3 separate regions of the Homo sapiens genome follow, and regions 1 and 2 are each linked to region 3. The links are chromatin loops, found by intact Hi-C in ENCODE. Cell type or tissue: mammary epithelial cell. All regions are shown on one strand. Each heading gives the region's core, and the rest is flanking DNA. Links, peaks and the distances in the headings are about the cores only. Region 1 has its middle 100 kb from the start of DCC. Region 2 has its middle 79 kb from the start of MEX3C. Region 3 has its middle 220 kb from the start of LINC01630.

What was found. Peaks named below come from ENCODE experiments on the same cell type or tissue, not always from the same donor. Only the 100,000 strongest peaks of a DNase experiment are listed, where the experiment ranks them.
Region 1: it touches region 3 in a loop (5-fold over the local background); 2 of 110 quality-filtered maps call a loop at or near these places.
Region 2: a loop joins it to region 3, with 9 times the contacts of the local background. A loop is called at or near these places in 2 of 110 quality-filtered maps.

What each region holds. Positions count from the first base shown.
Region 1 is chr18:52,233,149-52,244,090 of GRCh38, reverse strand. No RefSeq gene overlaps it. Among named protein-coding and RNA genes, the nearest start is that of DCC, 100 kb to the left of the region's middle. In mammary epithelial cell, for the core only: no CTCF peak of the experiment used is centred there; DNase peaks (open chromatin) are centred at 6,310 and 7,750; H3K4me3 peaks cover 917 bases; H3K27ac peaks cover 4,199 bases.
Region 2 is chr18:51,271,443-51,282,384 of GRCh38, reverse strand. No RefSeq gene overlaps it. Among named protein-coding and RNA genes, the nearest start is that of MEX3C, 79 kb to the right of the region's middle. In mammary epithelial cell, for the core only: a CTCF peak has its summit at 4,153 (motif pointing left); a DNase peak (open chromatin) is centred at 4,154.
Region 3 is chr18:51,608,161-51,619,102 of GRCh38, reverse strand. It overlaps the pseudogene RSL24D1P9. Among named protein-coding and RNA genes, the nearest start is that of LINC01630, 220 kb to the right of the region's middle. In mammary epithelial cell, for the core only: no CTCF peak of the experiment used is centred there; DNase peaks (open chromatin) are centred at 1,732, 3,662 and 4,892; H3K27ac peaks cover 3,245 bases.

The sequences.
Region 1 (10,942 bases), core at 1,616-9,615, 620 kb before region 3:
TTCCCTTTGCTTTTCCATTCAATAATATATTCAGAAGATCAATTCATAGTAGTATATTTTTTTTTATGTTGCACAGTATTCTACTGAGTGAACATGCCACGGTTGATTCAATCAGTCACATCTTGGTAAACATTTGGGTCATTTTTAGTTTTTGGCTTTTACAAATAGTGGTACAATCAGTAGCCTTGTGTATATATCCTTCTATAATAATAACTGAATGTTAAAAATTGTCTCAGACTACCTTAGGCATCTGAAACCAGAGGAATATAAAAACAGGGTTTACATCTCAAATGGTTCAAGTTTATAACTCCGTTTTTCTCTATGTCAACTTAAATTTTCTATTTTCAATCTCCATCCTATCAAGAAGTCTAGAAACAATTTCTATCTTTTGTAGAGTCTTCCTCGTTTCCCAGTTTGTGCTGTATCTTTAGAAACTATACATAGTATTTCCTGGAAGGAAAATGAAGCCAATCAGTTTCCTTGTCTTTAGTCCATAGACGTAGCTACTGAGACTACAGCATTCCAGTTAGTGTAACTTGTAGTGGAGAACGCTGATATTGCAATTCTAATGCAATTGGAATGCTTGTCCCAGTTCTCTGCTGGGACCTTTTCAAAGTTTCTCTACCTTGGTGAATTGTGCAGGAATTATGGATTTTTCCTCTGACTCTGCTCAGTAATCAAGATGTATTGTTCTATCACTCTAGGACCCACAGGCCATTCTGTTTCCATCACTCTACTCTCCCCACAGACCAAAGGAGTGCACCTACTGTCATGGAAATCTTTCTTCTCTCACTTCTTGCCAAAATATTTTGTCCACATCCAGAAATGTTAAACCCCTTGAGTGTCTTAGCCTTTTCAAAATAAAACCTGAAAGTCTCCCTACTTTCCCTCCTGCTATATTCCTACCCCGGGTCAATGATACCTGCTTGAATGAAAGGAAATGAAAGGAAGAAAAAAAAACTGGGTTGGACATAGCAAAATATCATCTGGACACATGTTACAGATGTGTACATGTGTACATTAACAGGAAGGTTAATACCTTCCTGTTCATTTCCTTAGGGAGTCTTCAATTCTTATTAAACATTAGAATCATAGAGGCAACCAAAGGAGAAAGTAAAGAGCCTTGATTTCAAAAGTCCCTGGATGTTTTCCCAAGTCTTCAACTGATTGATTGCACAACCAAAAGCTAATGTAGTTATTTGTTTATTCAGATCCCTAGATACATAGATACACAAGAGGGTGTGTACCAGGGATCACAAGGATGCTCACATATGAAATTCATCAATTGTAGGCACTCAAGTTTATCACACATACACAGGTAATATCTTGTTTATCCCCATTCTGTGGTATCGAATCACCTGCTAAAGTGGTAAGTCGAAGACTGCTGGTGAATTTCTATGTATAAATTTAAGTCCAGTTTTCTCAGGACTTGGTAGCAAAGTCACAAACCTCAACCTTACTCATTTCTGCATAGGCACCCAGTATACTTTGTGTGTGTGTGTGTGTGTGTGTGTGTCTATTTGAGGCCAGCTTGTCTTTACAATCCACTCCAATTTCTGGAGAAGAGGAAGGGAAGGGAAGAAGAAGAGTATTTGCCTTTTCATATCTGTTTTCCAGGTCAGATGAGTTCAAGTCTTCCCGTTTTCTTGGCCATAAGAACTGGGAAGTCTTTTTTCTGCCAGTCTTTTCAGGCAAGAAAAGGAATTAAGAGAAAAACTGTTATTCTCCAGTTTCTCTGTTGCTGTGAAGCTCTAAAGCATCGTTGCAAAAAAGGAAGAGACTTTCTTGTCTGTGTTTTCTAAACATGCATATTTATCTCTTCACCTGTCTACTGTACTATGAATGGCAATGAGCTCTACTTGGAAGTTCAAGGTCCACTCTATCATCTTACCCGCTATGTGATCTTAATTAACTACTTAACATCCCTGAACTTCAATTTTAAAAGGATGAGTTCATGTCTTTTGCAGGGACATGGATGAAGCTGGAAACCATCATTCTTAGCAAACTAACACAGGAACAGGAAACCAAACACCGCATGTTCTCACTCACAAGTGGGAGTTGAACAATGAGAACATATGGACACAGGGAGGGGAACATCACACACCGGGGCCGGTCGTGGGGTGGGGAACTAGGGGAGGGATTGCGTTAGGAGAAATATGTAAATGTAGATGACGGGTTGATGGGTGCAGCAAACCACCATGGCATGTGTATACCTATGTAACAAACCTGCATGTTCTGCACATGTATCCTAGAACTTAAAGTATAATAAAAAAAGTTCTTTGAAATCTCTTTAAGGCATACTTTTTGCTACTATTAAATGATGTAAAATATGTGTTCTAGTTAGTATTATGGTTAATTGCAACCAACAGAAAACCCTAGTACAGTAGCTTCAAACATACAAGCTTTTTTTTTTCCTTCTCTCATATGGAGATAGGCAGTGTGGGCTGGTAAGATAATTCAGGATGTTACCTTCCTCAGGTACCTTCTGGGTTTTGCCCGACCGTTCTTGTTGACTTCTGTCCTCATGATGCCAAGATGGTTGTCTCACCTCAGGCCTGATTTACTGCTTTCATCAAATTAAGGGGAGAGCAAAACATCACAGAGAGGGACTGATGAAGGTGCATACCTGCTGACTCCATCTTTTTAAACGTTTCCTGGGAAGCCTAACCTAGTAACTTCCACTCATATTTTATTAGCCACACCAGGATATTTGGCCACTTCTGGCCTCAAGAGAGTCTGAGGAGAGGGGTGTTTTAACTGGGCACATGGCTACCCTCAGCAAAACAAGAATTCTGTTAATGAAGAAGAAGGGGAAAATGGATTGGTATAGTCAACTACCATGTTATATGAAACACATAGCACACAGTGCCTGCACAGAACACCTCAGTTTAGCCAGATATTCCCCATAATGGAAAGTATAATCCCACCACCTCATCTTTGATTTTTTTTTCCTTTGTTTCACTCACAGAAATATCTCTTATTTTTTTTTTCTCCCAGACAAGATATTCATAGAAAAAATACGAGTTGGAAGACTAAAAGCGATCCTGTGATCCAAATTTTACAAAAACAAAACAAAACAAAACAAAACTAAGACTAATACTCAGAGTCTACATCACAACTGGTTCTTACTCATCCTTCTAGATTCAGCATAATTTCACACTACTTCAACCATCACTTGTTGGTCACTTTATCCACAAATTATAAATTTTCTTTAAAATCAATCGTATCAACTGTAGAATTTAAATATTTAAATGTCTTTAACTTTTTAAAGTTTTAGTCATATACATATAGGGACAAGGAGTAAGAAGGTATTAACAATGTATTTGTACTTCTGTTACAATGTTTAGATTTCCAAAAAACATTTATGTATCCATTGGAACAAAAAAGGAAAGAAAATAAATAGAAATATTCAACACAATCAAATATAATAGCAAGGTTTGAAGAATATGAAATAGAAGGGAATTTACACATTTCAGGGGAGAAAACAAGCTGTTATTTCCTTGAATATATCTTTTGGAATCCACATCTGAATTAGCAGATGTCTATTTGTATCTATTGTGACAACAGAGGTCAACATTTCTGAGTCTCCTGTAACATCACAGTAATTCAAGTATATTACAGTGATACATTGTTTTTCCCCCTTATGAAATGCTAACTGAATGCTAAATCACAAATGTACTTGATCTTTGTATGACTTGTTTACAGTTTATAAATTTCTTGCCTCATGTTATCTTCTGATATTTATAATCCATGTTAAAATTTGTCTTTATTTATAATTTAGGCAACTGACATTGAGAGAGGTAAAGAGACTTGCCCAAAGCAACACAAAGTGAAAGGGATAAAACTTCTGATTTCACTTCCAGCTCTCTTTCTCCCACCTCTCTAATTCTTGACCCACTGGTAAAGAATATGCATTTGGGGTCAAAATTTAAAAAGGGTTTACATGCCATTTGAGAAAAAAAAAAGCGTGTTTTGTTTATTTTTTCCAAGTTTGGAATATTATGGTATCGGGGAGAAAAACATTTTCAGGTTCAGTGGTATGGCTAAAAACTTTAGCCAATAAATTTACAACTAGACTGAAGTGTCTAATCTGACAGGTGAAATTCATCATGCCTCTTACCTTCAATTAACTGCTTCGATTTTCTCAAAGAGCAAGCCAAGGACAAAAAAAAAAAATCACTTGCTAGTGATTGATATATTGAATTAAGAGCTGATCACTTTCTCTTTATAATTCTCTGTGAGGATCATCTATATCCTGAAGGAATCACTCTCTGAGTCATATCAAACTCATTCTGGAACCTCTGTCTGCAGACTAGTAATTATTGGAATAAACCAAGGTCTTTCATTCTGTAATTTGCTTCATTGGTTTGATTACTAAGTATTTCTTGAGTCATTAATATGGACTCTTAACTGTTCCAGGTGCTGAGGATATGTGTGCATAGCCAAACTGGACGAACCCTAACCCTCATGATGCTTCCATTCCTATAGGAGACAAAGGAACATGTAAAAACGGTGAAACGCTACCATGACTATAATAGTAGCATGTTATAAGGCAAAAGGAGGAAAAAGTCTCTTGTGTCTAGTAGTCCAGAGGACACTGAAGATGCTATCTGAACAGTAATTTGAAGCATCATGAGGATATACTGGAAGAGGAAGAAAGTAACACCATGAGAGAACAATGAAACTGGAAGAAAATAGAGGATAGGAAGGGAGGTCTCAGCAAAGTCTGTGTATATTGAAGTAGAAATAAAAGAGGAAAAACCCTGGAGAATTTTGTCACCAGACATTGTAATTATGTTTTTAGATGATGTCACATGTGTGGCATTTTTCCAGGGATAGGTTCAAGATGGGACTGGACCATGGAAGTAGCTACCAACCTATAGCATAGATGGAAGTTCTCAAATGAGTAAGGTCAGGCTATTGGGTGGGTTTACATGAGTGATGTGAGTATTAATGCTGCCATTGATGCTAACAGGGATGAGGATGAAAGGAAAAACTGGTCCCAAATAAAAATTCTCAATGCTTTAAACTAAGGGGCTTTCAAATGACAAACGGGTAGTCAGATAATCAATGCTATATCTGGGGGGCATACATTACAAAGGAGGAGTAAATTATTGCATGGCTCTAGAAAAGTTATGGTCTGAAAGTAGCTACAAAATTCTAAGACCATCCCCAAAACTCAAAGTACATATGATGTAAGAACATGAAGTGTCATCTTTGCAGAATACTAAAAGGGAAGTAGGGTCTATGAAAAAAAGACAGGTATGTTAAGACAAGGAATTTGAAGAGTGGAGGAATCTGTTTAAAGTTGAATATGGGTCCTAAAAGCTCAAATGAATGATACCAGGAGTGGCAGGAAGAATCAGAGGAGAAAAGTGTCAGAATGAATATTTCAGAATAGTAGCAAATGAATATTTGGCTTAATGATCTTGTACTGTCACCACTAGATAACAACAAACGGATTATGGTGCATGGTTTCTGAGGTTTGAGCACCAAACAGAGTGAAGTTTTGAGTGTTATTGAGGTTATATCAAATGGATGCTTGAATACACTATGAGTGGAGTTACAGGGGTTTAGAGTTTAGTCTGAGTTTAGAGAATCCAGAGTAATACAGAGTTAGTCTGAGTTTAGAGAATCCAGAATCTTGTATAGCATGTGGTAAGCTTGCCTACCCTTTGCTCTAGAGGCAGACGTTTTGTTTGTTGTACTGGATAAAAAGAATGCCTGGAATTACAGGCACGAGGTGGGCAGATCACCTGAGGTCAGGAGTTCAAGACCAGCCTCACCAACATGGTGAAACCCCATCTCTACTAAAAATACAAAATTAGCTAGGTATGGTGGTGCATGCCTGTAATCCCAGATACTCTGGAGGCTGAGGCAGGAAAATCACTTGAACCCGGGAAACAGATGTTGCAGTGAGCAGAAATTGCACCATTGCACTCCAGCCTGGGCAACAAGAGCGAAACTCCATCTCAAAAAAAAAAAAAAAAAAAAAAAAAAAAGGAATGTTTGCCTTAAGAGAGAGACACTATCCCTTGCTTCAAAGACTATTAAACATCCTTGAAACAATAATCTGGACTGAGGGGTACTCTATATATCTACTGACAAAACATGTAGAAGCATGACCCTTGGAGAACAGTCTCACGATATTGGTTTGTGACCCTTCTTCTAGCTTCAGGGATGACTGAGGATTTGAGCTTAGATTGAATCCCTTTTGTTACACTAACTCAAAGGATTTATCAATGTACTCTACCCAGGATAGGTGAGAATTCAGCTGAGGCAACTATGAATCAAACCAAGCACAAGTGCCTCATTGTTGGGACTATAATGAGTAACAACTGGTAATGAATCATGAGTTACAGCTGAACAAGAAGCTGAGCACTGCTCATGTAGCCCTGAAGGAGCTATTGCTTAATAAGATGTAACAACTGAAGAGACCCAAGAACTGATGGTTTTCCCGTGATGTGATGGCCTTGCCTTACCCAAGTTTGTCTTTTTGTGACCAGACATTTCCCAAGACTGCAGTGGCTAAGAAATTTTGAAGCCATGCCTAAGAGTTGTGGGACCACCCTAGAGTGCTGTTCTGCTATATTGTTGCCTTCTTTTCTGTGTACCTTCTTAAAGCTGTCTGCTTTATGTCAATTCAAACAACCAATGTTGCTCTTGAACAAAGTGAGCACTGCCCCTTATGAAAGGAAATAATCCTGGCTGCTTGCATTCTGGAAGATGAGCATGCATGCACTATTTTCAGGATGTTATCCGTGCCTAATATTCAGCAGTCCTCTGGTTCACACTATCTAAGGAATAAATGTTCAATCTTCTGCTATGTTGGATAAAATCATGTGCCCATCTGTGGGGCATCAGAGAGGAGATTTGAAAACTAAACCACTTCTTATGCAGACTTTCCACCCATCCTTCTGTTTTGCTTTTCCTCTTCTTTACCACGGTCAGAGGTACCTGTGCCACCTGAACCTTTCTGCCTTCATCTTCTAGGGTTTCTGCCAAATTCACTTAGTTTTCTGCTCCTAAAGTCTGTTCTCTGTTACAATTTGTCATCTGCCTTCCAGTTTTTATAGTATGTTGTTATTATCCATTATAATTTTCTTGGTCTTGGTGGGTTTCTCCTTTTTGATTTTTTAAATAAATAAATAAAATGAAAAAATAAAATTCACGACTCAATACCACGTTACTAGGGTTTTGAAGGAGAACAAAGGTTAGCACACGTGTTCAATTTACCACTGTAATCACAAAGCCTCAGAATCACTTTTTACCTTTCAATCATTTAATGCTCAATAAATAACCAAGGCACCCTTCATCGTTGATAATGTACCTGGGCAGAGGCTCTAGAATGCTATTGTCTTCCCCCCTGCCCACCCCTCCACCAGGTTATCAAATCAAGTTCAATAGATAGTTATTGAATTTTACCCAGAGTATATACGGAATGATTTATGCATACTTTAATTACAGCCATATTTTACCTTGGATGGCCATTTTCATTAAAATGGTCCATAATATATATTCTTAAAGTCAGGTTTATTGAAGAATAATTTAATACTATAAAATTCTTCAATTTTCGGTGTAGAGTAGAATGAGTTTTCACACATTTATTCAGCATTGAGATAGCCACCAAAATCAAGATGTAAAATGTTTCAACTTCCAAAAATTTTCTTCCTGCTTCTTTGTAGACAATCCTCTTACCCTATCCCCAGACCTTGGCAACAACTGATTCATCCTTATGAAATTGTCTTTGTAGGACTGTCATGGAAAAGGAATTCTGTAATAAGTGCCTTTTGTTTCTGGCTTTTATCACTCAGCAGGCTACATTTGAGATTAATCCATGAGGTTAAATATGTAAGTAGTTCACTCCTTTTTTTCCTTTTTAATCCATTGTATGGCTGTAATACAATTGAGTTGCTTCTGGTTTGGGCTTCTATATTTATTCTATATATATATATAAGATATATAATATGTAAATAAATATAATGTATCTATAAAGCTTTATCTATAGATAAAGATATATTACACCTTTATACATATCTTAATATATAATATATATAAAGCTTTATCTATAAAGATATATTACAGCTTTTTACATATCTATAAAGATAATACACAGCTTTATACATAATATATATATTTATTCATATTGTACACAACATATTATATAAATAATATAAATTATACTATATTATATATAATTATGTATAATATAAACAAATATATATTATGTATCAATAGATAAAGCTGCTGCAGACATTCATGTATAGGTATTATGTGCATACAACTTTTCATTTTTCTTAAATACCTAGGAGTAGGATTGCTGGATTATGAGTATATAATTAAATTCTTTTTTTTTCTTTTTAAGAGATGGGGGTCTCATTCTATTGCCCAGGCTGGAGTACAGTGATGCAATCATAGCTCCCTGCAGCCTTGAACTTCTGGGCTCAAGCGATCCTCTTGCCTCACCCTCTTTAGTAGTTGGGACTCCAAGCACAGCCCATCATGCCAAGCTAATTTTTAATTTTTTTTTTTTTGTAGATATGGGGTCTTATGTTGCCCAGGCTGGTCTTAAACTCCAGGGCTCAAGCAGTCCTCCTGCCTCAGCCTCCCAAAGTGTTGGCATTACAGGTAGGAGCCACTTTGCCTGGCCTTTATTAAATTCATACTGAACTACTGAACCATTTTCTAAAGTGGCTATTTTGTACTTGCACCACAATATATGAGGGTTCTGGCTGTTCCACATGACTTTTTTTTTTTTTTTTTTTTTTTTGGTGCCCTATCATACTAGCTAGAACCTAAAGCAAATGTTGGATATAAGTGTAGATAGCAGGAACCATTACCTAGTTCCCAGTCTTAAAGGGAAAGCATTCAGCCTTTTATTGTATAATAGAATGTTAGCCATATATGGCATTTAAGATATCCTTTAAGAAAATGAAGAAGTTCTTTTCTATTTGTATGTTGCTGAGAGGTTTTGTTGTAAAGTGTTATTGAATTTTGTCAATTTTTAAAATGCATCTATTAAGATGATCACCTTTTTTCTTGTTTATTTTGTTGATATAGGTGAAATTCATTGACAGATTTTCAAAATTTGAACCAATTTTGCATTCCTGGTATATAAACACCATGTGGTCAAGGTGTATTATCTTTTTATATATTGCTGGATTTTATTGGTAATATTTTTTAAAGGATCTTTGCAAATAGGCTCATGAAGGATGTTGGTCTGTATACTTCTTTTCTTGTAACATTTTTTACTGTTTGGCAGCAAGTTAATGCTAGCATCAATATAGAGTTGAAGAATGTTTCCTTCTCTTTCAGAAGAATTTGTATAGAAATGGTGTGACTTTTCTCCGAAAAGTTTGTTAGCATTTTCCTATGCAGCCATTTGTGCCTCGACTTTTTTTTTTTTTTTTTTTTTTTTTTGCTTGTTTGTCTGTTTTTGGGGATGAGTTTTAACTATACTTTTGTAATAAATACAGAGTGATTCAGGTTACATTTTTTTTTTTTTTTTGAGACAGAGTTTCACTCTTGTTGCCAAAGCTGGAGTGCAATGGTGTGATCTCAGCTCACTGCAACCTCTGCCTCCTGGGTTCAAGTGATTCTCCTGACTCAGCCTTCTGAGAAGCTGGAATTACAGGTGCGTGCCACCACGCCTGGCTAAATTTTTGTATTTTTAGTAGAAACGGGGTTTCACCATGTTAGCCAGGCTGGTCTCGAACTCCTGACCTCAGGTATTCACCTGCCTCGGCCTCCCAAAGTGCTGAGATCACAGGCGTAAGCCACTGCACCCGGCCATTTACTTCTTTATGATTGAGCTTTGGTAATTTGTGTCTTTCAAGTAATTTGACTTTCATCTATGTTATGATATTTATTTTATTCATTGGCATAAATTGTTCCACAAAATCCCTTTAATATATACTTACTAATCTGTACAATGTGTAATGTTTCTGCTTTTATTACATATATTGGTAATTTTTGTATCTCTTTTTTTCATGATCAGTTTGGCTAAAGGTTCATCAATTTCATCAATTCTTTTTAAAGAACCAGGTTTTGGTTTAATAAATTTAAAATAAAAAACTTTTTATTCTGTTTAAAAGTTCATTGATTTCTGGTAATATATTTCTTTCTTTCTCTCTGTTTTCCTTGAATTTACCTTACTTTTTTTTAGTTTCTTAGGATATTACCTTCCATTATTGATTTTAGACTTTCCTAGATTTCTGAATACACATAAAAATTTTCCTCTAAGCATTGCTTAAACGACATTCCACAAATTTTGGTATGTTGTATTTTACATAGAGTCAATTCAACATTTTATTTCTGTTTTGACCCATGGGCTAGGTAGAAGTGTAATGCTTAATTTTCAAATATTTGGAGACTTTACAAGTATCTTTCTGTTACTTATTTCTACTTTAACTTCATTTTTTGAAAAAAAACACCATTTATGTAAATTTACATTTCAGTTGGTGAGATTTGAATTATAACTCAGAAAATAGTCTATTTTGGTGAATGTGTCCTGTGTATTTGAAAAGAATGTGCATTCTGCCATTGTTGTGTGAAGTGTCTTTTAAATATCAACTATCAAAATTGTTCCATAATATTGTTCAGCTCTTTTATGTTCTTAGTGATTTTCTGTTGACTTGTTCCATCAGTCACTGAGTAATTGAAATTCCCAACTATATTTATATATTTCTCAATTTATTTTTTCAGTTGCTTTTTTCTTATGTATTTTGAAGTATTTTGAAGCATTTTTGTTGGGTCCATACATATTTATGACAATGATGTCTTTGTGATATAATTTTAAATTATTTATCCATAGGATATATTATTTATATTATTCCTCTTTATTTTCAATAATAGTGCTTATTCTAAGGCTACCTTGTGTAATATTAATAGATACTTCCACTTTTTTTGTAGTGTTTACAAAGCAAATCTTATTTCTATCATT
Region 2 (10,942 bases), core at 1,039-9,038, 340 kb after region 3:
GCTGAGAGTAGTTTATCTGCAATGGACTGAAGTTTGTATCCCCTCAAACTTTGTATGTTGAAATGCTAACCCCAAAGCAACAGTATTTGAAGACGGAGTCTTTGGGAGATGATTAGGTCATGAAGGTGGAGCCATTATGAATGAGATTAGTGTTCTTAGATGTGTAAACCAAAAATAAAATTCTAAGCCCTTCAATTGACTGATGAAGCCCCCCTCTCAGCCAAGGGCATTCCAAAGTAAAACTAGTTCAGGCTGTGATGGAAAGCGGAAGTCAGACATGCTTCATTATACCCTCCTCCTTTTGGAATTCAGGCACAAATTGTCAGTGCTAACATTAAAGCAGAGATCTTAAGATTGATAAAACAGACTCTTTGCAGCAATAAGATACCAAATTCCAACCTGACTCTACTATAGCATCACATGATAGATAGTAGGCCCTGAAAGAAATCGAAGTATTTTGCCCTAAAATTTATTTATTTGACATATTTTGAAATGGCCCTGCAAAGCTGCCTCTTGTAGGGAAAATTACTCTCTAGAGAATCTCCTTCCCTTTCCAGGTCTTTTCCCTGATCTAGGAGAGAATCAACTCTTTCAACCAATTGCCAATCAGAAAACCTTTGAAACCACCTGTGACCTGGAAGCCTCCACCTCACCCCACCCCACTTGGAGTTGTCCTGCCTTTCCAGACTGAACCACCGTGCACCTTACATGCATTGATGGATGTCTGCCTGTAACTTCTGTTCCCCCTAAAATGTATAAAATTAAGCTGTGACCCAACTACCTTGGGTATATGTTCTCAGGACCTCGTCAGACTGTGTCATCAGTCATGGTCCTCACATTTGGCTCAGAGTAAATCTCTTCAAATATTTTACACAGTTTGACTCTTTTCATTGACATAAGAAGAGGCCAGAAGCCAGGTACAGTGTCACACACCTGCAGTCCCAGCTACTTGGGAGGCTAAGACAGGGGTATTGCTTGAGCCCAGGAGTTTGAGTTCAGCCTGGGCAATACAGAAAGACCCTGTCTCTAAAAAAGAAAAAAAAAAAGAAGAAGCCAGAGAGCTAGTCAGCTCTCCTTTTTCCAGTGTGAGGACACACCAAGAAGATGGCTGCCTGTGAACCAGGAAAAGAGCCCTCACCAAGAACCCAACCCTGCTGGCACCCTGGTCTCAGACTTCCATCCCCCAAAACTGTGAGAAATAAATATTTGCTGTTTAAGCCACTCAGTTTGCAGTATGTTGTTACAGCAGGCACTGTCTAAGGAGAAGGAATAGAAGATGAAGTCAGGCAGGAAGGCAGAGGCCAAACTTTGGAGGCCTGAATGCTGGGCCAAGAAACAGGGAGTTTTATTGACAACATTTAAGCAAGGAAGACATAGTCATAAGTGATCAGATATAATTGGCCACAACTATTTTAATTTAGAGATTAGATACCTAACCAAGAAAGACAAGAAAAGATGTAAATTGCCTACTCTGCCTTAAAAAAATAACAGGCCGGGCGCGGTGGCTCACGCCTGTAATCCCAACACTTTGGGAGGCCGAGACGGGCAGATCACGAGGTCAGGAGATCAAGACCATCCTGGCTAACACAGTGAAACCCTGTCTCTACTAAAAATACAAAAAAATTAGCTGGGTGTGGTGATGGGCACCTGTAGTCCCAGCTACTCGGGAGGCTGAGGCAGAATGGCATGAACCCGGGAGGCAGGGCTTGCAGTGAGCCGAGATCGCACACTGCACTCCAGCCTGGGTGACAGAGCAAGACTCTGTCTCAAAAATAAATAAATAAATAAATAACACAACCATTGCCATTGATGTGGACAGATTCCTGTTCATCTATGGATCATGCAACATAACAATGGATATGCACATTGTCCCACACCTGCCATTTTGATGTGGGATGCTGTTTGCTTACAACTCAAAAAACTTCATGTGTGCTCAATCTTTATAGTTTGTTTGTGCAGGTCTTTCTCTCTGAGCTGGTGTCCAAGATTTCCAGACAGAAGGAAGAGCAAGTGTACCCTCTGTGTCCAGATCCTTAAATGCATCTGAGCCGCCTTTGACCCCACCTGTCCCCACACCTTGATTTCAACCCCACGAGTGGGGCAAATGAGAACCTCTCTCCTGTCTCCTTTCTCTCTCTCTCCCAGTCTCCTCCTTCCAGCCCAGAAAGGGTCTTTACTGCCTTCCTGTATGGTGAGAAATTGCTCTATATGACATCCTACCTAATTTCCTCTCCTATTGTTAACATGAATAAACTCAAAACTCTAATCCTCCAGCTTTGATTCACATAGAACCCACAAACCTTACTTCTCCCAAAGAAGCTGGCTCTGCACATAAAAATCTTGCAAATGAAAATCCTGATTATTATCTCTGAAATGTACCTGAGACCCTATCTGGGAAGTCAGGAACTGAAATTGATCTCTAGTCTTCAGTTAGATTTTGCAAAGCCCACTGTGTAGTAAATGATTTAACTTTGCTCAAAGAGCGGTCTGGACTTTGCTGTTGGCCCCTGGGCAGTCATCTCTAAGCCCTTGGAATGTCCTGCCTGATAACAGTGTCCTTGTTTTCTAAGGGACTTTGGACTACACCAGAAAGTCCAACAGTGTGATTTATAGTGAAAATTTGAGTCATATGATATCAGTTCAATCTCTAGAGGAACTGGAACCTGAGGTCAGCCATGTGGAAAGTTGACCATGAAACCTCAGTACAAACTCTTAGACTACCACAGTGGCTCATGCCTGTAATCCTAACACTTTGAGAGGCTGAGGTGGGAGTATCACTTGAGGTCAGGAGTTCAAGACCAGCCTGGGCAACATAGCAAGACCCTGCCTTTACAAAATAAATTTAAAAATTAGCCAAGCATGGTGACGCATGCCTGTATTCCCAGCTACTTGGGAGGCTGAGGCTGGAGGATTGCTTGAGCCCAAGAGTTTGAGGTTACAGTGAGCTATGACTGTGCCACTGCACCACAGCCTGGATGACAGAACAAGACCCTATTTCTAAAATAAAATAACCCTGGTCACCCAGGCTCAGGTGAGCTTCTTGGTTGGCAGTACTCCATATGTATTATCAAATATCTTTGCTGGAAGAGTAACACTGTCCATGACACTAGGAGAAGATGGCTGAAAGCTCCATGCTTGGAATTTTCCTGGACCCTGCCCTACATGTCTCTTCCCTTGGCTGATTTTCATCTGTATGCTTTCCCTGTACTAAACTGTAACCATGAGTATAACAGCCTTCAGTGAGCTCTGTGAATCCTTCTAGAAAATTCTAGCAAATGACCAAATGTGGGGATGGTCTTGGGAACCCCCTGAACTTACATTTGGTATCAGAAGTGAGGGTGGTCTTGAGGGCTATTTGTCTAATTCTTCACCCCCTGATAGTAGCTGCCACATCCTCAGTGGGAAAAGAGGACCACAGAGCAACAAAAATTAACTGCGATGAGAATTAGACAAGATAATAGTTCCTAATACACACATATAAAAAGAAAACCAACAGTGCACACTAGGTGAATGCTAATAGTGAGATGCAGGCTCTGAGTAGTACCAAATTCAGAAGAAGGAACAGTGACTGTGGATGAAAGTGGTGAGGGAAGACTTCCTGGAGGTGGTGGGACTTGAACTGGGATTTTGAGGATGTAGAGAAATTAAACAGGCATAGTGAAGAAGAGCATTCCAAGTAGGAAAGAATATTTACATCAGCTTGCTAAACTGGCATATCGATTAGAAGTCTAGAGAGTAAAGGTTACAACAGAAAATTAAGGTATTATTAGCCTTGAAAGCTTCCTGATGTTATTTATCTCCATGGGCTCCTTCATTAGCCAATCACTGTAAAAATATTTTCAAAATACCAAGAATCCCATTGCTAATTTGGAACACAGAGGCAAGAATTCTATTCTTGATTCTTTGATCTTTTCCACAGCCCATGCTAAACATATCTCTCTGAAAGAGTAGATTGGCCTTGAGAAAGATGGGATCGGTGAAGACCCATGGCCTTTGTACTCACAAGAAAGCCTTGGGAGTCAACGCTGCCCAATATCAGCCATGCCAGAGGATGAAAGTGCACTGCCCAACATCAGCCATGCCAGAGGATGAAAGTGCACTGCCCATCTCCAGCAGGTGCCAGTCATAGAGGATGAAAGCAAACAGTGCCCCCTAGAGGTGTGTGATGGGGCTGCCCTGTGGGTAAGGAAAAGCTTTAAGGCTGCAAGCCTGATGTAAAATCACTGGCTCCAATAAGAGAAATTACAGAGCATGGGCTCCTATACTGAAGGCCATAACATAATTAAGGTTAAGGAAACCAGGCGTCATGGTGCACGCCAGTAGTCCCAGCTACTCAGGAGGCTGAAGTGGGAGGATCGCTTCAGCCCAGGAGTTCAAGGCTGCAGTAAGCTGTGATCATGCCACTGCACTCCAGCCTGGATGACAGAGCAAGACCCTGTCTCAAAAATAAATAAATAAATAAATAAATAAGAAAACTAAGGAATCCCCCTACACATACACACACACACACACACACGCAGTGAAATACTTCCAAGTATTCTCACCCAACCTGGATATACGGACTGTTTTCCATCTGTTCTCTCCAAAACACTATAGCAAACATAGGAAATAGAATTTTTCCCTTCTATTTCTGTTCTTTCTATTCCTATGCTTTCTATTTTCTATCTACTTATAGCTATCTATTTCTATTCTATTGTTTTGTATTCAAAACTTTATAGAAAATAGAATTTCCCTTTTCAATATGACATAACTTTTTTTAGGGAGATCAGGAACCTCATTAGAATTTGATGAAAGTCCTGAACTCTTACCCTAACAACACACACACACACACGCACACACACACACACGAAAGAGAGAGTTTTGTGCAAAACTCTAGGTATCTCTAAAACCCCCCTGCCTCACAGGACCAAAATGTGATCCTGACATCCAGTGGTAAGCCCCTTCTTTATGATGTTCATTACTTTACCTCTGTCAGGAGTTTCTGAATTTTGGCTATGTCATAGTGTCAGTGTGGTCATTTACTTTTAAAAGACTTTGGAATGAGCTATGTAATGTGTCAAGGGTGATTCGTTAGCATATGAAGAACCCCAAGCAAAAATTCACAATCCAGCGGTGGCTACTCAGCCCCTCAAATACTGATTGTTACTTAAGTCCACACCACAGGTTTGTAAAATAGCATGAAGGATGTTCGAAATAATTGACACTGGCAAAATGAGTGATGTTCAAGGAATAAGGTTGCCATAAAAATTATCCAGGCCCCTTGAAAACATTAATGCTAAATAAGCCAGACACAAAGGGACAAATATTACATGATTCAACTCATACGAGGTAGTTGGAATAGTCAAATTCATAGAGACAAAAAGTAGAATGGTGGTTTCCCAGGGCTGGGAGTAAGGGAGAAAGGAGAGTTATTTTCTAATGGATATAGAGTTTCAGTTTGGGAAAATAAAAAAGTTTTGGAAATGCATGGTGGTGCTGGTTGCACAACATGATGAATGTACTTAATGTCACAAAACTGTATAGTTTAAAACCGTTCAAATAGTAAATTTTATGTATATTTTATCACAATGAGAAAAATTTACGCAGACCCTCCCATGCCTACATGAATGAAGTGCAAGGAACAGGCAAGCCCAGGATCTAATACCGTTGGAGAAAACATTAGAGAAAGTGTCTGTCCCCACAATTTAGGGACTCCAACCAATATCTCATGTTAACATTTTAATCCAAAGTGGCTGCAATGATGTACGATAGCCAGGATGGCCAATCTTAGGCTCTGGGATTGACTTGACTTCAAAGTCATCAGAAATCATAGCATCCACCTCTAAGTAACCCTTTGATGAAGTCAGTGAGAGGGGCCTCCCCTGAGTTTAAGGAGCACAATGTGTGACTATTTTTATGCTTGTATATCTGGCAGAATTCTGTCAAAAATGTGCTTTCACTGTAACATCCCACCATTGGCCAGGTTGTGGAGAACGTTTCCCCCCTAATCTCCAGAGGCTGCTACTCTTCTAACCAAGGAACCTGACAATTGCTGAACAGGCCAGATTCGCCTAAGCCACTATCCAAGTTCAGAAGAAACTCAGCCTGGCCTTCAGCCAAGAATGCAGCAAAACAGACAGTAGCTCAGGCCTCCAGCCTGGCCCCAGCTGAGCCGACAGCTGCCCAAAAACTTCACCCTGATGGGATTGCTTTGACTTGGAGAAAAGCCACAGGATTTTTGAAGTCCCATCTTGTCTCCACCCAGACTCAATAAGAGAAACTGTAGCCACACCAAGACCAGTTGCTGGGCAATATAAGGGAAAAAAGGAAAAAGACTACTTAATTAAGGAGCTAACTCAGTTATCTATCAGGAAAGCTAAGTGCATGCTGCAGGATAGATAAATATAGACCTTAAATGTAAAATATTACACCGTATCATAACTAAGTTAAAGCTCATAAAGATTAGAAAATTGTTAATTCTCAAATTTCAGGAACATTGCATCATAAAAGAACAAGGAGTGAGAAACTGAAACCGTCAACACAAGGTCCACCAACCCAAATGAACTTCAGATATGAATTAGTTAGCTCTTTCAGTTACCAGTAAATATTTACTGAATGCGTCCAATATACCAGACAGCTCTGAGATAGCATGCAGGAATAACAGTGGTATGGTCTTTTTTTTTTTTCCTATTTCCGTAGGAGCTTATGGTTATTAAAAGGAAGGCAGAAACACAAAAAAAATAAGTTAGTGGTTAAAGGTTTTTTTTTTTTTCTGCAATACTTTGGTGTCAGAAACAAATATGAGGATTTTCCATACTAACAGTCAATTCTCCAACACAAACTAGGTGGCCTACAACTCAACTCAATTCAATGCTGACATTAACTACCCGGACTCCACAGGTTTAAGGGCTGAGATCCACAACACTGTCCCCACCTCAGGCGCCAATTGCAAGTATTGGGTTTCCAGGTTACCCACACTTCTGTCCAACTCGGCAACAAAGTTCCAGGTTCCCATAAGCCCATTTAATAATGTGCCAGAACAGTGGGCAGAACTCAGGAAAGCAATTTGCTTACATTTACCAAGATACAACTCAGGAACAGCCAAATGGAGGAGATGCATAGAGCAGGATAGGAAGGGGGCGGCAGGGGTGATGCACAGAGCTTCCATGCCCTCTTCAGGTGCGCCACCCTCCCGGCACCTTGATGAGTCCACCACCCAGAAGCTCTCTGGATTGTTCAGTAGTGTTTATAGAGCTCAATCTCCAGCACTCACCTCTTCCCTTCCCAAAGTCGGTAGGTGAGGCTGAAAGTTCCAACCCTCTAATCACTTGCTCTTTCTGGTGACCAGCCCCATCCTGAGGCTACCTAGGGGTCCCACTGTAAGTCACCTCCTTAGCATAAACTCAGGTGTGATGGAAAGGGGTTTGTTATGAATAACAAAAGACACTCCCCTCACTCAGAAAATGCCAAGGGTTTTAGTGGCTCCGTGCCAGGAACTGGGGACAAAAACCAAATATACTTTTGTATTAATCCACAGTGGTCAAATAAAATATTCAGGGTGGGTTCTGTGGGGGTGCAAAGAAGAACGAGATAATTTTATTGAGGGTGATGAGTTGGAAAAAGCCTCAGACAGGAGGCTGTGACTATGTTTTAAAAGGCAATAGGTGTTCACTGGGCAGACAATGGAAGGAATGGCAAATGGACCAAGAAGAAGGAAATGGCCCAGTGCCGCACACTCGAACTCCTGACCTCGTGATCCGCCCGCCTTGGCCTCCCAAAGTGCTAGGATTACAGGCATGAGCCACCACGCCCAGCTAGCCAGAGGAACTTTTAAAAACTATATCAAATGAGCTGAGTGTGGTGGCTCATGCCTGTAATCCCAGCACTTTGGGAGGTGAAGCAGGCAGAGCATTTGAGGTCAAGAGTTGGAGACCACCCTGGGCAACACGGTGAAACCCCGTCTCTACTAAAAATACAAAAATTAGCCAGGAGTAGTGGCAGGCGCCTGTAATTTCAGTTACGCAGGAGGCTGAGGGAGAAGAATCACTTGAACCCATCAGGCAGAGGTTGCAGTGAGCAGAGATCACGCCACTGTACTCCAGCCTGGGCAACAGAGGAAGACTCTGCTTCAAGAAAAAAAAAAAAAAAAAAAAAAAAAACTGTCAAATGGCCGGGCACAGTGGCTCACATGGTGGAAGGATGATCACTGAAGGCCAGGAGTTCAAGACCAGCCTGGACAACATACTGAGTCTCCCAACTCTACAAAAAAAAAGATTTTTTTAAAAATTTTTTTACTTAAAAAAAAAAAGCTATAACAAATTTTATCACTCTTCTGCTTTCAACCCTCCAAGGATTTTCCATCCCACATTAAATAAACTCCAAACTCTTTACCCTGGTCAGCAAGCCCCTATGATCTTCCCCCTGCCTATTTCTCTGTCATAAAGTAACTATGTTTTTTCCCTTTGTTGGCTCTGTGAAAGATGCAGATACCAGGATGAAATTGCGTTTGTCAGACCCAGGCAAAATAGGGCCAGGAAGAGAAGGTATGAAGGAGAGGACTCCCGTTTACACATCTGAGATAAGAACTCTTTCCAAGGACTTTCTAAAAACCCCATAAGAAACCCTTTCACATCCTTTATGCATCTCCTGATTTGATAAAGTTTATCACTAGACACTCTGAAGGACTGCAGTAATTCAGATAAGATGTTCTCTGAAGAACACTTGCCCAGTAACAGGATCTCTACCAATAAACTGACAACTCTGGCTTTGAACCTCAGGAACCAATGAACTCTGTTTCTAAGCAGCTTATGTAAATCTCTTTTTGCTAATAAAAGCTCCTCTTATCCTTCCCTCAATGCACTGGTGGTTTGCCATTCCATGCATTCTGAATTATAATCCTTATTTCTTATTCCTGATTAAACTCAACATATTTAGGGATAATTTTCTCATGTCTTTTTTTAGGTTGACAGCTCCATTCTAGCTTAATTGGGCCTCATGACTGTTCCTCAAACGCGCCATGCATTTTCCCATCTCACTGTCTTTGTGCTTACAGTACCCCCAGTTAGCAGTGGAGGACCTTGTCAATGGCACAAGAAGTTTGGAGGCAGGATAATGAAGTGGTTGACAGCACAGACTCTGATTTCAGATTTCCTTGGTGCAAGGCCTCGCTCTTCCTCTTATTAGCTGTGAGAAATTATTTAACTTCTCTTTGTCTTGCTTTCCTCGTCTGTAGGATAGAGACGCTAAACAAAAATAGCATTTACATCACAAGGTTATTGAAAAAATCAGATAAGTTAATTCATGCAAAGCATTTAATATAATGTCTGGAACATAACATAGATGTTAGATTACTTCTTTTTCTACAGGTGAAGGTGGAACACATTGAAAAATTTTGTTTCATTGCTGTTGTTGTTTTGGTTTAGTTTTGGCTTTTTAATTCTTTTTAATTTTTTGAAATAGAGTCTCACTCCATTGCCCAGGCTGGAGTGCAGTGGTGCAATCTTGGCTCACTGCAACCTTCGCCTCCCTGGTTCAGGCGATTTTCATGCCTCAGCCTCCCAAGTAGCTGGAACTACAGGCATGCACCACCAGGCCTGGCTAATTTTTGTATTTTTAGTAGAGATGGGGTTTCGCCATGTTGGCCAGGCTGGTCTTGAACTCCTGACCTCAAGTGATCCACCTGCATGGGCCTCCCAAAGTGCTGTGATTACAGGCATGAGCCACTGCGCCTGACCTCTCAATTTTTAATTTTTGTGGGCACATAGTAGGCACATATATTTATGGGGTACATGAGAGTTTTGATATAGGCATGCAATGTGAAATAAGCACGTCATAGAGAATGGGTATCCATTCTCCCAAGCATTCATCCTTTAAGTTACAAACAATCCAAATACACTCTTCTAGTTATTTTTAAATGTACAGTTAAGTTATTATTAACTGTAGTCACATCGTTGTGCTATCAAATAGTATGTCTTATTCATTCTTTCTATTTTTTTTTTTTTACCCATTAATCATCCCCATCTTTCCCCAGCCCCCCACAACCCTTCCCAGCCTCTGGTAACCATCCTTCTACTCTCTATGTCCATGAGTTCAATAGTTTTGATTTTTATATCCTACAAATAACTGACAACATGTGATGTTTGTCTTTCTGTGCCTAGCTTATTTCACTCAATGATCTCCAGTTCCATCTATGTTGTTGCAAATGACTGGATCTCATTCTTTTCTGTGGCTGAATCACACTCCATTGTGTATATGTACCACATTTTCCTTATCAATTAATCTGTTGATGAACACTTAGGCTACTTCCAACTCTTAGCTATAATAAACAGTGCTGCAACAAACATAGGAGTGCAGATACCTCTTCCATATACTGATTTCCTTTCTTTTGGGTATATACCCAACAGTGGGATTGCTGGGTCATATGATAGCCCAATTTTTAGTTTTTTGAGAAACCTCCAAACTGTTCTCCATAGTGGTTGTACTAATTTACATTCCCACCAACAGTATATGAAGTTTCCCTTTTCTCCACATCCTCACCAGCACTTGTTATTGCCTGTTTTTTGGATATAAGCCATTTTAACTTGAGTGAGATGATATCTCATTGTAGTTTTGATTTACATTTATCTGATGGTCAGTGATGTTGAGCACTTTTTCACGTGCCTGTTTGCCATTTGTATGTCTTCTTTTGAGAAATATCTATCCCAATCTTTTGCCCATTTTTTATTGAATTATTAGATTCTTTCCTGTAGAGTTGTTTGAGCTCCTTATATATTCTGATTATTAATCTCTTGTCAGATGAGTAGTTTGAAAATATTTTCTCCCATTCTATGGGTTGTCTCTTCATTTTGTTCATTGTTTCCTTTGCTGTGCAGAAGCTTTTTAACTTGATGTGATCCCATTTGTTCATTTTTGCTTTGGTTGCCCATGCTTGTGGGGTATTACTCAAGAAATTTCTGCCCAGACA
Region 3 (10,942 bases), core at 1,476-9,475:
TTCCCAGAGGCACTGAGTCTACAAACTGGTTCAAAGCTAGGAATTGGGTGAGGGGCTAGGACCTACTATTGTGGTGATTCCACTAGCCAGATCTAGAGCTTTTCCATCTATGCAAAACAGGTGAGATTGCTTTAGTCTGGCCATCTATTTCTGCTCAAGGAATATCATGATCAACAGCCAAGACAGTGATTTCTGTGGGTCATACTTGCTGGGCGAGGTTTCAGAGCCCTAGCATCAGAAAGTGGTCATCTCACGGGTTGATAAGAGAATTTACTGATGACAGTATAGGTTTGAAGAAGGAAAGTTTTATTAAAAAGAAAGAATGCTGCAGAAGAGGACAGCGGGGCTCCTCAGCGAGACAGGACAGAGCAAGCCGGTGGATTTTTCCTTAAGGGTATTTATGGACCTTAAAGTGGGAGCTAAATGGTAGTTTGCATGATAAATGATTTCATTTGTAGACATTTTGGTGCCTTAATGTCAGCAAGAGTTGCACAATGAATTTCAGCATGCATGGATTCTGGAGATGTATGAAAATTCTAGTTACTTATAAATTTTAAGTTGAAAAGAGGCCTGGAACCAGTTTCGGACTTCAGATAATAGAGAGGTCTAATTACTTCTAAATTCCTCAAATAAGGAGTCTTTTGGCTCCAGGTAGCCTACTTGATGGTCACCAGGTGGTTTTTGCTCTCCTCAATACTATTCTGATGACTACTTCAGCTCTGATAACCTTTACAATAGCCACACCCATCTTGTCTTTGATAATTAAATAGCGCCCCTTGGTCCCTGCCAGCCCCTCTCATCATCACCACTAAAGTCAGAGTCCTATCCAATGGCAGCCATGCCCAGTGCCACTCCTGGCGCACTACAGAGCTACTCAAGGATGCTGGGCTTCCTCTCACAAGTGTGTCTCAGCAGCCTTGGGAAAGGGAGTGGCCTCTGGGCCCTCTGTGGGGAAGCAGTTAGGGAGTGTGTGAGCCAGTCTCCTACAATCTGTTCTCCCTAAGCCTTTGGATACTTCTGCTTCACTGATGACATCCAACGTTGTCCTGTTCCCACTTGTTGGAAAAGTCTGGTCCAAGAATTGTTGCCTTATTTTCATCATGACAAATCAAAAACCCCAGAGAGTCCATGTTGCATCCAAACCACACCTCCCTGGCTGTTTCTCAAACTTTAAAATAATTCAAACATCCCATGTTAGACAAAGTGCCCCAGGTTGTATAAAAAGGCCTGCTCACAGGCCATGAAATAAATAATGGCATCAATACCAAACATTTAGAAGAGAAGGGTGACTCAGGCAATCTTAGCATAAGATCCTCTAGGGTGAGGTCTGCTGTGACCAGGAGCATCCTGGCAGGACATCAGCATGAAGATTCCAGCTTGAGCTCCCCTGACCCACCCCCCAGTTCCACCTTCTTCCTTCAATCAGGGAAGTTTAAAAAAGGAAGGTGAGGAATTTGGGCCTCTTGGAGCAGAAATAGTTCCAGAGCTTGTAACCCCTTCACCCTTGATTTTAACTTTTGACATTCCTGAGAGTAAAACACAGAGGTTTTAAGGGGTGGTAGTGTTAGTGTCATGTACAGGAATCTGCATCTGACTCCCCACTACACCTAGGGGTGACCTTGCCTGCAAGCCTTTTTTTTTTTTTTGACTTGGGTGTTTTGGCCAAACTAACGCAGGTTGTCAAATGATTCATTCCAGGAATCTTTTAAAACTGTGAGTCAGATCATGTAGCTCCTCTGTGAAACCTTGGGTTAGCTTCACATTTCACTTGGAATAAAGCACATAGATTATTCCACTGGATGTAGGCCCTCGGTGCTCAGCACCCCTTCCCTCCCTGACTCATTTCCTACCCCCAACCCTCCCACCCCGTCCCCTGGCTCACTGCCATCCAGAAACACTGGTCTCCTTGCTCTTCTTCAAAACACCTGGACCCTCGCACTGGCCTTTCCCTCTGCTTATCGTGCCCCTCCCCCTGACCTCTTAATATTTGCCTGAATGTCACCTAAGTGCCACCCTGATGGGCCCATTTTAAAGTGCATACTCCACCCCCATTTCTGCTGCTTTTTTCCATGGTGCATGTCGCCTTCTAATATATTGTATACTTTATTTATTTTGTTATTGTCTGTCTCCCCCACTGGAATAAAAGTTCCATGAGGGCAGGCAGGTTTATCTCTGTTGTCCCTGCTAAATTCCTAACCCCTAGAAAATGTCTGGCATGGTAGGTGATCAATAATGATCAATGGGGCTGGGGCTCAGTGGCTCACGCCTGTAATCCCAGCACTTTGGGAGGCTGAGGCGAGTGGATCACTCGAGGTCAGGAGTTTGAGACCAGCCTGGCCAACATGGCGAAACCCCACCTCTACTAAAAATACAAAATTAGTCAGGTGTGTTGGCGCATGCCTGTAATCTCAGCTACTCAGAAGGCTGAGGCAGGAGAATCTCTTGAACCCAGGAGGCAGAGGTTGCAGTGAGCCGAGATGGTGCCACTGCACTCCAGCCTGGGTGACAGAGCGAGACTCCCTCTCAAAAAAAAAAACTAAACAACAAAAAAGCCAAAACCAAAACAAACAAAGAAAAAACAATAATGGTCCATGGAAGAGCTAGTTGTGTGGCCAGTTTGACTGCTTTCCTTCTCTACCAAACCGGAACAATCTTGCCATGATTAATATGATTACTGTGTTTAGAAATTGTCCCAGCCTGGTAAAACATACAGATTCAGCAATTAACATTTCTACAGCATTTCTTTTTAAAATTCTTTAATTATAAACACACATGGGTGGTTAAAGCGAGAAGTTTTCACTCCATCTAAGCTTGCCATATGTTTCTTGTAAAAATAAGTTAATCTTGTCCCGCTAATAATGGGCTTCATCATTCGCTTGGGAGAGGCTTCAAGTAAAATGATGATTGTAAATAATGGGCTTCATCATTCGCTTGGGGGAGGCTTCAAGTAAAATGATGATTGTAACTCCTTTCACACTAAATGTATAATAACTTTACGAAAGTGGCCCACATTTAACCACACAGATATGCCTTGAGTGAGAATTCTATACCCGAAGATAAGCAGCATTTGTTTACAACAAGAGGAGGACACATTTCCCAGGCCCCCATCTTAATGTTCTTTTTGCCAAATGAAAGCTTTAGCCCATGAATTACTTAGTTTTTACAGTCTATGTTGAATTAAGACAGCTTTGTTATATTCTGGAAATTGATTACAAAGTAGATACATTGATGAATTGGGAAATTAATCGGATCAAAGTTATTCTTTATTTGCCAGATACTGACTTAGACCTCCATAGGCCCATTGAATATAGAAGGAAACACTTGGGGACACTGTAGAGATAGGAAGTGGAGGGCACTGGATGTCAGGAAGGAGGGGCTCCAGCCAAGCTTCAGGGATAAGGTGCACTGAGGGCAAGACCAGAGGGAAGAGGAAGCCATGCACGTGGAGGAGGGCGAGCACTGCGGAGAGAAGACAGGCAAAAGCCCCAAGGGGGAAATCAGTTTGACACCTCAGCCTCCTTTTTGACTTCTCTCCTTTCTCCCCTTGGCTGGAATCCAGACTGCTCATCCTGGCCCAGAAGCCAGCCTCCCTTTCTGGGAGATCCAGGGACTTCCCAGCCCTTGGTCTGACTGGACATCTCAGAGTAACTCTGCCCCAAAAACTGTGGTTGCCATGGACTCTAAAACTAGTTCTCCAGGTAAACAAAACTACTTTGCTCACCCACATACAGGAAACGGCAGATTTCTGGCCTTTCAACACAGGTTTTCCTCTGCCGGCAAACTCCAGCATCCAGCAGAGGTGTTGGCAAGACTCCACCTGTTTCCTGGCAGAAGCCCCAAACCACCCCACCTCACACCGGCACAAAGGAGCTCAAACCATGAAATATAAGGAAGAGCGGAGCTCCATGAAGGACAATCTGTGTGTGTTCATTCTGTTCCATTTCTCACAGGCTTGGTACACGTCATCATGAATGACCAAGCTGGACTCCCACCTCCATCCTCATCCCTGCCATTTGGGGATGGAAAGAGGGGAGTCCCCTCCTCCAGAGCCAGGCTAGGATTACAGATTAGGGACGTGTAGTCCAGGCCAGCCCCCACTCTCCAGCAGGCTCGCCCCACCCTGGAGGGAAAGCATCACAGGTAGTGGGGGAAAGAAGCCAGGCTGTGGGCCCAGCAGCTTTTCTAATGGCCAACAGTGTGCAGGCTACAGGCTCTGCTGAAATGGGTCCAGGTTTGTGAATGCATTAATGTTTTTAACTATTGTTTCCGATTTATCTCAGCCTCAGTTCTAGCACTTCCCAATTCTGTGCTCATAAGCAAGATTGGCTATTTATTTAAACAGAAATAGCATACAGAGGAAATTTAAAGGATTCTAGAAAGTCAAGGTGAACCAAAATCTCACTGAGTTATCCACTGCCTTCTCTCTGCAGTCTTTTCTTATTGTGGGGCTGCTGTATGCATTGTGTCAGGTACCTTCTACTTGTAACTTTATTTAACTGTCATTGCAATGACATGAGATGAGTCTTAGTGTTCACATCTTACAGAGGAAAGAACTGAGGCTCAGAAAGGTAGAGACACCTGCCCTAACACACAGCTGTGAAGGAGCTGGACCTGGACAAAAGGAGTGTATGGTTTTAGGGTGAGAATAGACTGCTCTTTGTGAAATCCATGCAAAGATGCCTGAAAGAGGAATAAATATTTACTGGATAGTTGTGGATGAGTTAAATTTTGTAATCCACCCTCTTAGGATGAAAGCACACGGTATCAGGATTGCATTATGTTCCTGGTAGGAAATGGGTCAACAGGAGTAGGAAGGGTGCCAGAAAGATGCAAGCCCAGAAGAGGTCTTTGCTGACTCTATGTGTTTGTTTGCCCCAGGCTGACTGAGCTGGCTTTTCGTCTCAGAGATAAGGTGAGAGATGCCTGCATTAGTCAGCACTTGCTCATAGTCCAGCTTCCTATCCTGCCTGGCAACCGGCTGGCCTGATGCATGAAGTAGAAAGCCACCCAAGCAGTGGGAAAGGAAGCGAACCAACAGGCCTGCCATTAAAAATCTCCCCACCCCACGGCTTGAAATTTCCGCTTATTTCACAGATGCAAATACAGAGGCACAGAGGAAAAAAAAAAAACTGGTCCAGAAGACATCACCAGTCAGGGAAGAATCAGGACTGAAAAGAATGGAGCAACTCACCCAGAGCTCATCCATCCATCCATCCACCCATCCATCCATCCACCCATCTATCCAGATTCATCAGAACAGTGAAGTCCTTGCAGTCATGGAGTTGATGTTCAAGTGAAGGAGGTAGATTACAAACTAATAGATATACAATACAGTGTAAGGTGATAGAGAAGAATATAAATGAGTCAGGGGAAAACCTCCCTGGGGTAACTTTGAGCAGAGACCTGAATTAGGTGATCAGCAAGGGCGAGGTTACTAAGGAGGAAACATAGCTGGGGTGTGCAGCAAACACCAAGGAGGCCAGAATGCTTGGACTGAATTCAACGAGAAACAGCAGGGTAGAAAATTATGTTGGGAGAGAATTGGTGCTGGATCATAAAGAAACTTCATATGCGAGGAACAGGAATTTGGATTTTTTAAATAGTAATATACAGCCATTCTCAAGTTTGCGTTTGGTCAGTGGGGAGCCACGTGGGTTCAACATGCATATCAGAAGTGTTATTTCTGGCCGGGCGCGGTGGCTCACGCCTGTAATCCCAGCACTTTGGGAGGCCGAGGCGGATGGATCACGAGGTCAGGAGATCGGGACCATCCTGGCTAACACGGTGAAACCCCGTCTCTACTAAAAATACAAAAAAATTAGCCGGGCATGGTGCGGGCACCTGTAGTCCCAGCTAGTCGGGAGGCTGAGGCAGGAGAATGGCGTGAACCTGGGAGGCGGAGCTTGCAGTGAGCCGATATCGCGCCACTGCCCTCCAGCCTGGGTGATAGAGGGAGACTCAGTCTCAAAAAAAAAAAAAAAAAAAAAAAAAAAAGTGTTATTTCTTTTCGGGGCCCATCTACCCTGGCCACGACATGATGTTTGTCTGCAACAATTGTAAGGTGTTCAGATTTTGTAAATCTAAATGTCATAAAAACTTTAAAAAGAAGTGCAATCCTCGCAAAGTTAGGTGGACCAAAGCATTCCAGAAAGCAGCAGGTGAAGAGCTTACAGTGGATCATTCATTTGAATTTGAAAAACATAGAAATGAACCTATCACATACCAGTGAGAGCTATGGAAGAAAACTATTGATGCAATGAAGACGGTTGAAGAGATCAAACAGAAACACCAAGCTAAATGTATAATGAACAGATTGAAGAAGAATAAAGAGCTACAGAAAGTTCAGGACATCAAATAAGTCAAGCAAAACATACAGCTTATCTGAGCCCCTCTTGCAGGCAAAGGGAAGCAGTTGGAAGAGAAAATGGTACAGCAGTTACAAGAGGATGTGGACATGAAGATGCTTCTTAAACATCTCTGTAATCATTTCTTTTATGTACATTTGAAAATGCCCCTTGGAGACTTGGAACTGCTCAATTATTAGTTTATTTTTTACATAAGATCACTTAAATGAAAGGAGATTAAAATATATATTTCCTACAAAACATCAGATACACGGATGTTAGATTGCATCTCAGTGTTAAACCTTCACCGATAGATGTACTTACGTAAATCATGAAAATTCTACTTATAACTATAGAAGTGAATTGTGGACATAAAATGCTTATGCCATTTGGATAATGGCACTAGGCAGCATTTGTATAATAACTAATGGCAAAAATTCATGGCTAGTGATATGTAAAATAAAATATTCTCTGCAGAAAATATTCTCTTTATTAATGTTATAGAAGGGGAGGATACAACAAGGAACTAACAACTTGTATGACAGTGTCAAATATTATTTTGATTTTAGTATTTCCTGTTTGGTTTATTTGCATCTTAGAAGAGCATAATGACATTGTTTGATGAAGCCTAATTATGCTGGACTGTTTTGACCTTGTTTAACCCTTCTGATAGGTAGTTGGGGATGAGAATTGAATAATCTTTGCCTGGAGTGACCCTATACTCTAGAATTTCCAATTTGGAGAATACTCAGTTCTAACTTGTGATTCCTGGTAGAACAAACTTTATTTTTCTAGCCTAGCAATAATCCAGAAGCAGAGGAATCCCAGTGCCTTTTAAAAGCTGTTATGTGGCTTTCTTTTAAAAACGCTCCTGATTTTGGAAAGTAGAATTTATGGGTAAAATACTTGTTCATTATTTGCACATAAAATAAAACCACTTAAAAAGTAAATAAGAAAAGTACTACACAGCCATGGAAGAGCTAAAAAGAACAGAATGTCATGACCTCCTTTATGTTCTTTTTTTTAAATCATTCTGGCTACCATATGGGAAGAAACCATAGAGAAGGATAAGTGTGGAAGATGATGTTGGCTGGAACTAGGGTGAGGATAATGAAGAACATGAAAAGAGGTTAGAGTCAGGTAGTGCTGTAAAAGGAGACTCAAAGTGCTTTGCTGATGGATTACAAATAGGATGTGTGAGAAACATACTATTCAAGAATGACAACATGGCTTTCAGCCTGAACATCTTACTGAATTGTGGTTGCCATTTACCAAAATGGAGTTCCTGACATAGATGTCAGAGTCTGTGTTCTATTATGCTCTCAATCTCTAGCCCACAGAACAGTCGATGTCACATAGGAGGGGTTCAATGAATTTAAATGATCAGATGAATGCAGTGATTAGTACATGCATATATACACAAACATGAATTCAACTACCCTGCTTCCCTTTGGCTTTTGCTGTGGTTTTCAATTATTTTAGCTTTTTTCAAATGAAATCTTAATTGGAACCAATGTAAGACAGGCAAATTGCAAAATTTTACCAACTAAAATTTATAATTTGACTTCATTTGTGATATTTGCCTATTATGAAGTCAATCAATGAAGCCAGATGATTCTGATGACCACAGATATTGAAAACTAAATGTTATGGATAACAGTTGCAGTTTTCTATAAGCTCTAATTTCCAATATATTTCTGTTTTGTTTGATCACATAAGAAGTGGTTACAAATGGCAAAAGTTTCTAATGTGTTGTGTGCCAGTTACTAACACCTTTGGCTCCATGTCGGAGTTAAATGTCAGTAGCTTAACCATAAGGGAATTTATTATTGATTAACAAAAGCCAAGAAATACAGAGAAGTATACCAATTAGAAACAGCACTTAGAAGACTGGAACCAGTGCTCCAAAGTAGACAATCTGGAACTAATTCAATAGCTCAACAATGCCATAAAGGACCAAGGCTTTCCGCCCTCCCATTCCACCATCAGCAGGCTGTCCTTCCACCCCTGGAGGGCCACTTCATGGTCATTCAAATGTCATCTTGAATTGCAATCTTCATAATCCCTACATGTCAAGGGAGGGACCAGATGGAGGTAATTGAGTGGTTTCTCCCATGCTGTTCTGATAATGAGTGAGCTTCTCCCATGCTGTTCTTCTGATAGTGAGTGAGTTCTCAAGAGATCTGATGGTTTTATAAGGGGCTCTCCCCCCTTCACTTGGCACTTTTCCTTCCTGCCACCTTGTGAAAAAGATGTCTTGCTTCCCATTCACCTTCTGCCATGGTTGTAAGTTTCCTGAGGGCTTCCAAGCTATGCCTAACTGTGAGTCAATTAAACCTCTTTCCTTTATAAATTACCCAGTTCCGGGCAGTTCTATATAGCAATATGAGAATGGACTAATACAGTCATGTTCATCACAACACCATAGAAAGCAGGAGCAAAGAGGCATCCAGGACAGAAGGAAACCGTTTCTTTGTAGACAACCCTCTCTTTCTATTAGAAAACATCTCTTCCAGAAGCCTCCAACAGAGTTCTCTTTAGTCCAATCAGCCAGATCTGGGCCAGGTGCCCACTCTCAGACCTTCACTAAGCTACAGGACCCTTTGCCTAATAGCTAAACAAGACCAGAGAATAATTTGAAGAAACTTTTTAATAACTAATCTGGAAGCTTGAAAGGCAAGTGGCAAAAACATTTGGTGTAAAGTGGAATAAACACTCCTTCATTTATAAAACTGGGTCATCTCCTGCTGTTGACAGTGGCAAAAGGCAATTTTGATTGGAGCTTTTCTGAAGACTTCAGAAAGTGGAAATACAAATTGATTGACATACATACACACACACACACACACACAAATACTAAAGATTATGTTTTCCCATTTTTCTTCTCAGAATCCCACTCATAGTAGTCCAAATCTCTCTTCTCTTTCCCAAGAGCCCTCTTTAAGAGCATCATCTTCTCCTGACTCTTCCCCTCCCTCAACCTCTTTCCAAAATCACTGGTCCTGATTTCTCCATTTGCTCACCCCAATCTCCACTATCTTGATGTATGAAAGGAGTCAGCAAACTTGGTACCTCTCTAAGGGTGGAGAAGGACATGACCCATGGGATGCACCCCTGCTTCAATATTTTTAAGTCTTTCACTTGATAATAATGAACCGTTCTCATTGCCCCTCACAGATACCGGTCAAACCAGAAGTGTCTCACATTAGCAATAAGGGTAAAAAAATTACATACCATTCAACATTATCAATATGTAGCATGTTATGAGTGAACCCACTAACCCACTGACTACAGCAACATGACATGAACAGGCTCTGAACAATGAGCCCAGGGTCCTGCCTGGCATCTACTTTAGTATGACCCACATATGCTTTAGGGCTAAGCTCTTTTATACAACTTTCTGTGATTAGTTAGATGCAGTCTTGAATTTTTTGTAAGCTGGTAGTATTTTTTCTCAAGTTAAAAAGTATACCAAAGATGGTAGAAAAAGCTTTATCTTGAAGGTTGCACTACTACACACACACACACACACACACACACGCACACACCACAGAGAGAGAGAACCTGACAACACAAAGAAAGATAGTAGTCACTAATATTAACTTTAAAATAGAAAATATTTACTGTGGGTCTTTTTCTTTAGTCTATAGTTTTTAGATGAGTTAAGGATATACTTTTTTTTTTTTTAAATCCTAGATTCATCTCATGGCCGGGTAAACATGAGTTGCAACTAGTTTTTCACATTATTTTTCCAGAGACCTTTGTAAATACTTAAATGTATTAACCAAAGAGGAATATCATGTTAACACGTTAGCAAGAAAGACAGGTCTTCCAATAAATTCCCAACCCTGCCTGTGTACAAGGGTTAAAATAAAATCAGGCAATTTGCTCTGTGAATTCCATGCAGTTGTCCCCTCTTTAAGAGCTATGTTGATTCTCTTTCCACTGGAAGAATTTTAAAATGTAGAAATTGAGCAAAAAAGACTCTGTGCCTGAGTGTGGAAAAGACCATGTCTCAAATCAATAGAAGACCCCACTCCCCACCATGCACAGGCTATTTGAAAAACGTATTTCCTGGAATTGTGGTTGTATATCTCAAAGGCAAAGACTGGGTCTCTCTTTCTTCTCCACCTTGGACAAGATAACCTAGTGATAATAATAATAATAATACCAATAAGGCAGAATGGTTGAACTATAGGAGAGTCTTGAGTCTCATTTTCAGTTCAATTTTCAGCATCAAAAGTTCAAATTATGAAGCATCACCTCTGATGAAATTGAAAACTGAAAGACTACCTGTGATTTCAAACCAACCTGAACTGAAATTTTCTGGCTTAGAAACTCTTCAGAAATTCTTTATGCACTTTTGATTTGAAGTAATAACTTCATTTTAAAATAAAGTAGCTATAGATGTTGAGGTTGACTTGCTTTTAATGACTGTGGGTTTTCTCAACCCAACACAGGACAACTAGCCTGGCCTTAGTCATTGCGCCAAACGAGTTAATTAACTCCATGGCTACTGTCCTATCCCTATTCTTTGACACAGATGACAGATAGGAAAAGTTATTTGCAAAAGCAACTCCAAGCCCCAATTTGCCTAT